2 separate regions of the Homo sapiens genome follow, and region 1 is linked to region 2. The links are chromatin contacts, found by Hi-C or POLR2A ChIA-PET in ENCODE. All regions are on one chromosome and are shown on one strand. The core of a region is the stretch at or near the end of the contact, and the rest is flanking DNA. Distances in the headings are between cores, read along the strand shown. Region 1 has its middle 26 kb from the start of C10orf71-AS1. Region 2 holds the start of VSTM4 (V-set and transmembrane domain containing 4).

The links. Hi-C counts contacts between places; a loop is a spot of excess contacts on that map. ChIA-PET counts read pairs that join two places held with the same protein, here RNA polymerase II (POLR2A). Pooled maps may share reads with other maps.
Region 1: a map of Right ventricle myocardium inferior shows a loop between it and region 2 (2.0-fold over the local background). The contact joins the enhancer-like site here to the promoter of VSTM4 in region 2. A Hi-C loop is called at or near these places in 1 of 168 maps with a recorded cell type or tissue (Right ventricle myocardium inferior) and 1 of 50 pooled maps. POLR2A ChIA-PET finds 5 or more read pairs at or near these places in 1 of 52 experiments (PC-3).

What each region holds. Positions count from the first base shown.
Region 1 is chr10:49,270,957-49,274,914 of GRCh38, reverse strand. No RefSeq gene overlaps it. Among named protein-coding and RNA genes, the nearest start is that of C10orf71-AS1, 26 kb to the left of the region's middle. Within about 2 kb of position 2,479, at least 7 of the 41 ENCODE cell types and tissues checked have a DNase peak (open chromatin) inside an H3K27ac peak, as active enhancers do.
Region 2 is chr10:49,113,957-49,117,974 of GRCh38, reverse strand. VSTM4 (V-set and transmembrane domain containing 4) reads left to right here and starts at 2,453. Exons shown (of 8, transcript NM_001031746.5): 1 at 2,453-2,544. The coding sequence starts at 2,490.

The sequences.
Region 1 (3,958 bases), core at 1,230-3,729, 160 kb before region 2:
GTGACTCTTGCACAATTATGTGTTATTTGCGGGAAGAAATCATTTTAGAACAGCTCCTTTTTACTTTTTCAAAATAAAAGTAACATATATTCATTGAGAAGCATTTGGGAAAAAAATAACAGCAAAGAAAGTAAAGAACATGGTATCATATTGCCCAGCAGTGGTCAGTGTTATTTTTTTCTTTTTTCAGAATACTTTTTTTTTTTTGAAACAGAGTCTCACTCTGCTGCCGAGGCTGGAGTGCAATGGCATGATCTCAGCTCACTGTAACCTCCACCTTCCAGGTTCAAGCAATTCTCCTGCCTCAGCCTCCCAAGCAGCTGGGTTACAGGTTGCTGCCACCACGCCCAGCTAATTTTTTGTATTTTTAGTAGAGATGGGGTTTCGCCATGTTGGGCAGGCTGGTCTCGAACTCCTGACCTCAGGTGATACACCCACCTCAGCCTGCCAAAGTGTCAGCATATTTTTAAAAAACAAAATTAGGTTCAGAGACATTTGCAATTTTACATTTTGACAGAACTTCATTCTATCATGATTCTGGAGGCCAGAAGTCCGAAGTCGAGGTGGAAGCAGGCGCCCTCTGAAGGCACTAGGGGCACATCCTTCCTGGCCTCTTCCAGCTTCTGGTGGCCCCATTTGTTCCTCAGTTTGTGGCTCACGTTTCCCCACATGATACCAGAACGTGAACATTTGCCTGGTCACTACTGTCTACAAACTTCTTTCTTGTATGGCTGCATGCTATTTCTTCATGTCAATGTGCAGATAATCTATACCTATCTCTGATGATTGGATCTTTAGATTTTTTCTTTTATGAACACTTAAAAAATCCTCCCACAAAAGTAAGAGGTACGTATTACTAGCCCATTTTGCAGGTTGTTGTATTAGTTTCCTGTGGCTTCTTTAACAAATTAACACAAATTAGGTGGCTCAGAACAACAGAAGTTTATTCCTCATGGTTCTGGAGGCCAGAAGTCTGAACTCAAGGTTTTGGCAGGACCGTGCTCCCTCTGAAGGCTCCAGGGGAGGATCCTTTCCTGCCTCTTCCAGCTTCTGGTGGCTTCCGCGGCTGTTGCCGCATTGCCCCAATCTCCGTCCCCATCTTCACCTGGCTTCGGCTGTCCAGGCATCTCTCTCCTTTTTGCGTGTCTCTTCTTATAAGGGCACGTTGCCACTAAATTTAGGGCCCTCCTGGATAATTATGATATCCTCATTTTAAGATTCTTAGTGTAATTACATCTGCATTACATTAGAGCTTTGGTCACATTTATTGTCTCATTTAACCTCCCTAGCAGCTCAACGAAGTAGGCCTGTTATCCCCATTTCACAGGTGAGAAACAAGACTGAGTGAGGTTGAGTGACTTGCTCAATGTCACACAGCTAAGGAGGGCATGGAGCTGGGATTCGAGGCTTACTAAAGCTGTCCCTTCTAGGCCTGAGCAGGCAAAAGGCTGCAACCATGCTTCTTCCTGCTAAAGCTCCTCAGTCAGAGATGGACTTCTTCAGGTAGAGGTGCTTGAAGGCCATAAGACTCAGAGGCGTGCACATGGTATGGTCACTGATGTGAAGGAATCCAGGGTTCCTCACCAGTAGCTGGGCCAGAGGCTGCTCCTGCCCTGGAGAAAGGCTTCTGCCAGCTCCCAGGCCCCTGGTGCAGAGGGCAGGCACCTCCCAGCACAGAGCTGTGGGAGGGGCTGAGTAAACCAGACAGTGTGCTGGGATTTCCTCTTGCCCAGCTGTGCCCAGCACTGGATGGGCTGAGGGTGGACCCTGGTCCAACTCAGCCACTCATCAGTAGGGTCTCTGTCCCCCTGCATCCCTGGCACTGTGCACAGCTTCCTGCCTGCCCTCTGTGTGATGGCCCGAGGCTGAGACGCCGCCCACTAAGTCCCTCCAACCTGGCCTTGCCAAGAGAGCAGGAAACTCAGACGTGCACAGAGGCCCACTCACCGTGACAGCATCCCCCCGAGATGGCAGGCTCAACTGCCCACGGATGGGCTGCGGTTGTGTGCAGGGTGCCCACCCTGGGCACTCACACTTCCTTTCTCGGAGCCGCAATGAGGCAGCAGGAAAGAATCTGCTCCCACCCACTGGGGCCTGCCCTTCGCCTGAGACACCAGATATGACTTGGAAGCCAGCTGGGCATTCCTATGTTAGGCCTTTCAGAAAGAGACCACAGCCTCGCTGCTCAGAGAGGCCACAAGTGCCCTGGCGTGGCCCCCGCCTTCCTCTCAGGGCTTTGCTCTTCTCTGTAATGCTCCTGTCCCCCTGGGACTGGGCCTCTGACCTTGGTGAAGCCCTCGGCCGACCCCACACCCGCCCTCTGGCTCTGTTCATTTATAAATAGGCCCATTTCTCATCTTGCTCCAGCCCAGAGCTCCACACCCAAGCAGCAGATGCAACCTCGGGATTCCCTTTCCAGCCAAGGGCAGAACAGGACCCGACCAGCTCTTGGGCCTGAGGGATGAGATCACAAATTCTCCTGCAAATAGCAACTCACACTCCAGTCAGAAACCCAAGTCAGCTTGTGTGTGAGTTACTTCCTTGTGGCTGCTGTCACCAGTTACCCACACGCTGCACAGCTGAAAACAACAGAACTTCATTCTATCATGGTTCTGGAGGCCAGAAGTCCAAAGTCGAGGTGGAAGCAGGCACCCTCTGAAGGCACTAGAGGCCCATCCTTCCTGGCCTCTTCCAGCTTCTGGTGGCCCCATTTGTTCCTCAGTTTGTGGCTGTATCACTCCAATCTTTGCCTCTGTAGTCGCATTGACTCCGCCTCTTCTATCTGTCTCAAATACCCTCTTTCTCTTAGACAAGGACACCCATCATTGCATGTAGAGCTCACTGGGATGACCTCCTCATCTCAAGATCCTTAATCACACCTGCAAGGACTCTTTTTCCCAGTAAAGTCACCTTCACAGATTTTTTGGGATCTGGACCTGAACATATCTTTTTGGGGGCCACCATTCAGGTCACTGAAGCTTGTTGTCAGGAATAAAGTTTACTGAGATGGCCATGGATAGATGGGTTAAACCAGGATGCTCGAGGAAAGAGATATGCCACAGAGGAAAGCAGACATTCGGGGTGCCTGCTGCTGCACCGTCCAGGGCACCCTGGGCAAGGTAAATCATGCTGAAGTCGACTCTTTAATGATGAACTAACACCCACTAATCTGAGGGCTTGGGAGCAGGCTTGGTGTCACCTTGGGCCCAGCAGCATGAGTTTGTGGGTCAGCTGCCCAGCTATCGGCTGGATTAGTGAATCGTCAATAGATCCGGTTGAGCTGAGACAGCTGGAGCAAGCAGACCACACATAGATTCGTGGCAACGTGGCATGATTTGTAGCTTGGCTCTTGGCCACCACGCCACTCACAAAGCCTGGTCAGCTGTCACCGTGTCAGGCTCTTTGCTGAGTGACGATGACCTGAGTGTAGCCTCCTGGGGCATGGTGCCCTGGAGTCACACGGACCTCCCCACCCCATCCTCCACATCGTGCACTGCCCATGGGAGCTTCCAGAAGCTCAGGCAGTTTTCTCCTCCGTAAAATGAGAAGGAAAAAACCCACTTGTAGCACTGTTGCCATTGCAAAGCTAGATGTTATGTCGGGGCCTGCCCCAGGGCCTGGCACACTGTAGGCCCTCAGGAAATGGTTGCTTTGATTTTGGGGGTTGAGGGGCACCATCACACACTCATTCACACAAGCTGGGACATTTCCACTGCCTCCCTTCCTCTCCCCTCTCCCCAGGTGCCACCTACCTCTGGCCTGCTCCCACAGCCTCACCCAGGTCCCTGCAACTGCAACCTGACCACTGTCCCTGCCCCAGTCTCCCTGCTGTTAGCCTGTGTCACGCAGCAGCCCTGCCATTGATGCTCTGGTTTTGTCACATTCCCTGCCCAAGTGTGTTAATGATTTCTCACCCCTGCTGGATAGGAGCCCCTCAGAATCAGCCCTGCTCACGTGG
Region 2 (4,018 bases), core at 1,204-3,703:
TTTTCAAATGGTCCTAAGCTTGTGAATGAGTGAGCAGGCAGCAGAGCTAAGAAAACCATTTGGAAGGCCTTTGCCAATGTAGTCCAGAAGAGCTGAAAGGCCAAGTCTTATCCGGGTCACTGGCTCTGTCTCCCATGAGGGCTGAGTATATTCCCTTGTTCCTGTGTTCATGCAGCAAAGGTTTTACCAGGATGATCAGTTAGATTATATGGGAAGCTGAAAAGTACCAGCAGTGCACACAGCTGTAAAATCAGCACAATGTTACCTGTAGCAGAAAAGTACAAGAAAAGCACTTTCTAGCCTCAAATCTTTGGCACAACCCCAGTTTGGTAAAGACGAAGCAAGTCAAGGGTGGCAGGCTGAATTTCTGCTCTGTTTTGCAATGAGAGTTGGATATTTAGCAATATACAACGACCAAAGCAGGAGTTGCCTCCTCCAAGGGTGGCTGACACATCTAAGGGGTCCCTTCTGCTTTTCACCAACTGGGAGAGTAAATTGAGACCAGCAGGTTGAGGTGGGAGGTTACCAAGGATACCAAATGGCCCTGCCACATCTCTAGCTGCTCTTAGTACAGCCATGTCAAGACGCCATTTTACATGTGTCACCTTCACTTGACAAATGAAATTCAGAGAGGTTGTGCTGCTCCAGGACCCAAGGTTGTTGCCCAGCCAGAGCGGGTCACAGATCCACTTTCAGAACCAGTGCTCCTCTTCAGACATCCTCCCTCAGTCTGCCAAACACTGCCCCAGGCTCCAGGGCTGAGTCAACAGTCTGCAGTCAGAGTCCAAGTTCCCAGTTCAGACATTTGGTGCCCCACAGAACCTTGTACGGGTCCCTGGTCTTCTTTGAGCCTGAATTTACTAATTTGTAAAATGAGGCCTAGGACATTATGTGGATGGGACGTGAGGCTCGTTTGCTCATGTATAAAATTGGTTTCCAAACTCTGGTCTGGAAGCCTCACTTGGTTCTAGTTTGCATTCCTGGGCTGCAGGAGTCCATCTGACCCCAGTTCTAGTCCTCACTTCTTGTCCTTGGCATCATAGCCAAGTACCTTTGTTGCCAACTCACTATCGGGTCCTCAGGCCCTTCCACCAACCCAAATTATAGATGGGGCTGCTTTCTCCAGCCTGGCTGCCTTGATGGTCAGTCCAGTCCCTGCAGGGCCCTGGTCCACAGATGAGTCTCCTAGCTGGAGGATCCCATGGGGTCCAGAGACCTCTGGAAGTGCCTGGGGTTCAGAGATGTCACAGAGCCTTTGCACCCACTGGCCTGGGGTGCCTGAAGAGGATGGTCCCTCTGGGGAATGCCCTGGGGCTCACACTAGTGGGCTGCACCCTCTTTCCATGCCACCCACACCTCCTCACTCCCTTAGAGGGAAGGAGATGAGGGCCCTGTCTCCTCCTCCTCCTACAGGGACCCACTCCCAACCAGGGCCCACCTGCTAGCTGCTGCTACCCCTCACTGGAACTCCACAAAGACCTCTCCTGATAGACACACACAGAATAGACCTAACATGTGCTTTTCTTGCTTGGAGATGGGTTAGGCTCAGACCCTAAGTTTAGAACAGTGGCAAAGAGACCAGGCATTGGCTCAGAGTGACAGGGCTCTGTGGTTGTGTGACATGGGTCTCTTTCATGTGGCTGCTTCTGCTTCCTTATGTATAGTAATAATAGTAGTGTTCACTGACACCCGTGAATCGGGTGCTGGGGCAATGCGTTAATGGGAATGGTGTAACTTGGTCTTCCTAAACACCCCAGAAGGGGTGGGCCCATTTCCCCATTTTACAGGTGCAGGAAACTGAGGCACATGGAGATTACAGAACTGTCCCAGGCCTGACCGCGGCGGGGTTCAGTAGCATCTGGAAAATCACTTTAGCCCAGGCCTGGCTGAGGCACTGTAAATGGGCACTTTTGTTAATAGTTTCCACATATTCTGGGCTGGTCTGTGTGGACCCTCTCAGTTTTCCAAGGGTTAGCACCTCGGACCCCGCCCTCCATTTCAGGGCAGCAGAAGGGGCTTCTCCCCCCTCAGCTGCTTGTTGGCTCCCGAGGGTCCTGTGGAGTGAGCGCAGGAGGCCCACGACCAGCAGGTGAGTCTCAGGCCAGAGGTTCCCTGGACGCGCCCCCACCCCCTGGCTCCCAGATCCCGCCTTCCCTTAGGAATAAGTGCATCTGTGGGCAGAGGACCGCCGGTCGCACTGCAGCTGTGTGTTCTGTGAGTCACCAGCGATCACCTTGCAGAAACTCAGTTTTCTCATCTGGGAAATGGGGCTGTTGAAAGGAGACGCCACAGATCCTGGAGCGAACCGATCGCGCGGCGGCTCCCGCGCCCGGTGCGGGCCTCGGGACCCAGCAGCCCCGGCCCCGCGTGGCAGGCGGCCCAAGGGGCGGGCCGGGGGCGGGCGCGAGCGCGGGCCCGGGGCGGGCTGGCGGCGGCCGGGCCAGGCGGCGGCGCTCTCCCGCGTCACAGCGCCGGGCGGCGGCGGGGAGATGCGGCTGCTGGCACTGGCGGCGGCCGCGCTGCTGGCGCGGGCTCCGGCTCCGGGTAAGCGCGGCGGGGCCAGGCGGGAGCGGGAAGGGTGGGGGCCGGGCGGCCGCGCCGGGGAGGCCGGGGCTCCGGGCCTGGTGGGGAGGCCCTGCCACCTCCGGGCGCGGGCGGGGGGCGGCGCTGTCACTGTCGCCAGCGCGCTCCGGTGGGCTCGCCGAGGGTCTGGCGGGCGCAGCGGCGCCTCCCCAAGGTTCAGAGGACGCCTCCCGTGAGCGCGGTCCCCGTCCCGACCTCGCCTGGGGCTGGGTACTCTCGCAGCAGCCGAGATCTTCCCAGCGGCAGGCCCCGAGGGGAGATGCAGCAGGAGCGCAGCCCAAGTTGGTGGTTCGCTTTCCTTTTTTCCACGGCAGTCAGGACACACAGCTCTTGGCAGATTCCTCGGAGCAGCAACTTCCCTTTCACTCTCTTCGGAGAGTTACTCCGAAGACAAGTCAGGAGCGGCTGGATCTGCCTTGGCCAGGAGGTGGGGAACGGGGACTTGATCGTGGGCCTTTTGAGGTGACCAGGCCTGGTGAGAGGGGCATCCACGGCTGGATGCAGCGACGCCTCTCCACCAGCACCCTGCTTTGAGGACAACTTCTTGGTCCACACTAATGGCTTTCATTCGGGTTTTACTGCTCCCACTTGTAAGTGTCTTAAGAATTTTCCCTCTTTATTCCCCAGAACTCTGTCTGGCTGCCTCAGGGCAGCAGGGGCCGTACTGGCTGGAATAATAGTAATAATACAGGTATCGATGGTCACTTTCCCTGGGTGCCTATCTGGGCCTATCTCATTTAATTACAACACTTCCAAGTAATAATGACTACAACACGTTTATATATCCAAGTATTAAAAAAAAAAAACATGAACTTGGTTAATCTCACCAATAACCTCTGAAGGAGGTGCTATTATTATCCCTATTTTATAGATGAGGAAACTGAGGCTCAGGCCCATGAACGGACTTGCCTTAATTCAGTAGGCTTGTAAGTGGTGGAGCTGGGATTTGAACCCAGTTAGCCTGGCTCTGGGCTCTGTCAATAACCACTAAACTGTGTTGCCATTGTTTTGAAAATTAGGAAACTGATGCTCAGAAGTCATTTTCCAAGAGTGATCTGGCTACCAAGTGTAGAGCTGGCATTTGAGCCAGCATTAATCCATAGATCCCAGTCTGAGGAGGAGGCACTTGGATAACAGTGGGAAGAAATCCATCTACTGTCCCCCAGCTATGAGTGCAGCCAGGTTCCCAGTGAACCTGAAATCCTTGCTGCGGGAAATGTACCTTTTCCCAGTTGTCACTGTCTCGGCTGGAAAAATGATGAGAAGTTTGCCTTGGACTGGTGGGCAGGGCCAGTTCTCGTGGTCTCTGTGGAGTAGCCAGCAGCCAGTGGTCCTTCCTCTCCCAGGCTCCATGACCACCTTCTAATTGCAGGAGCTGTCAGAGTGGGTGTCCCAGAGATTGTCTTTTGCTGGGGATCAAGGGCATTCTCACATT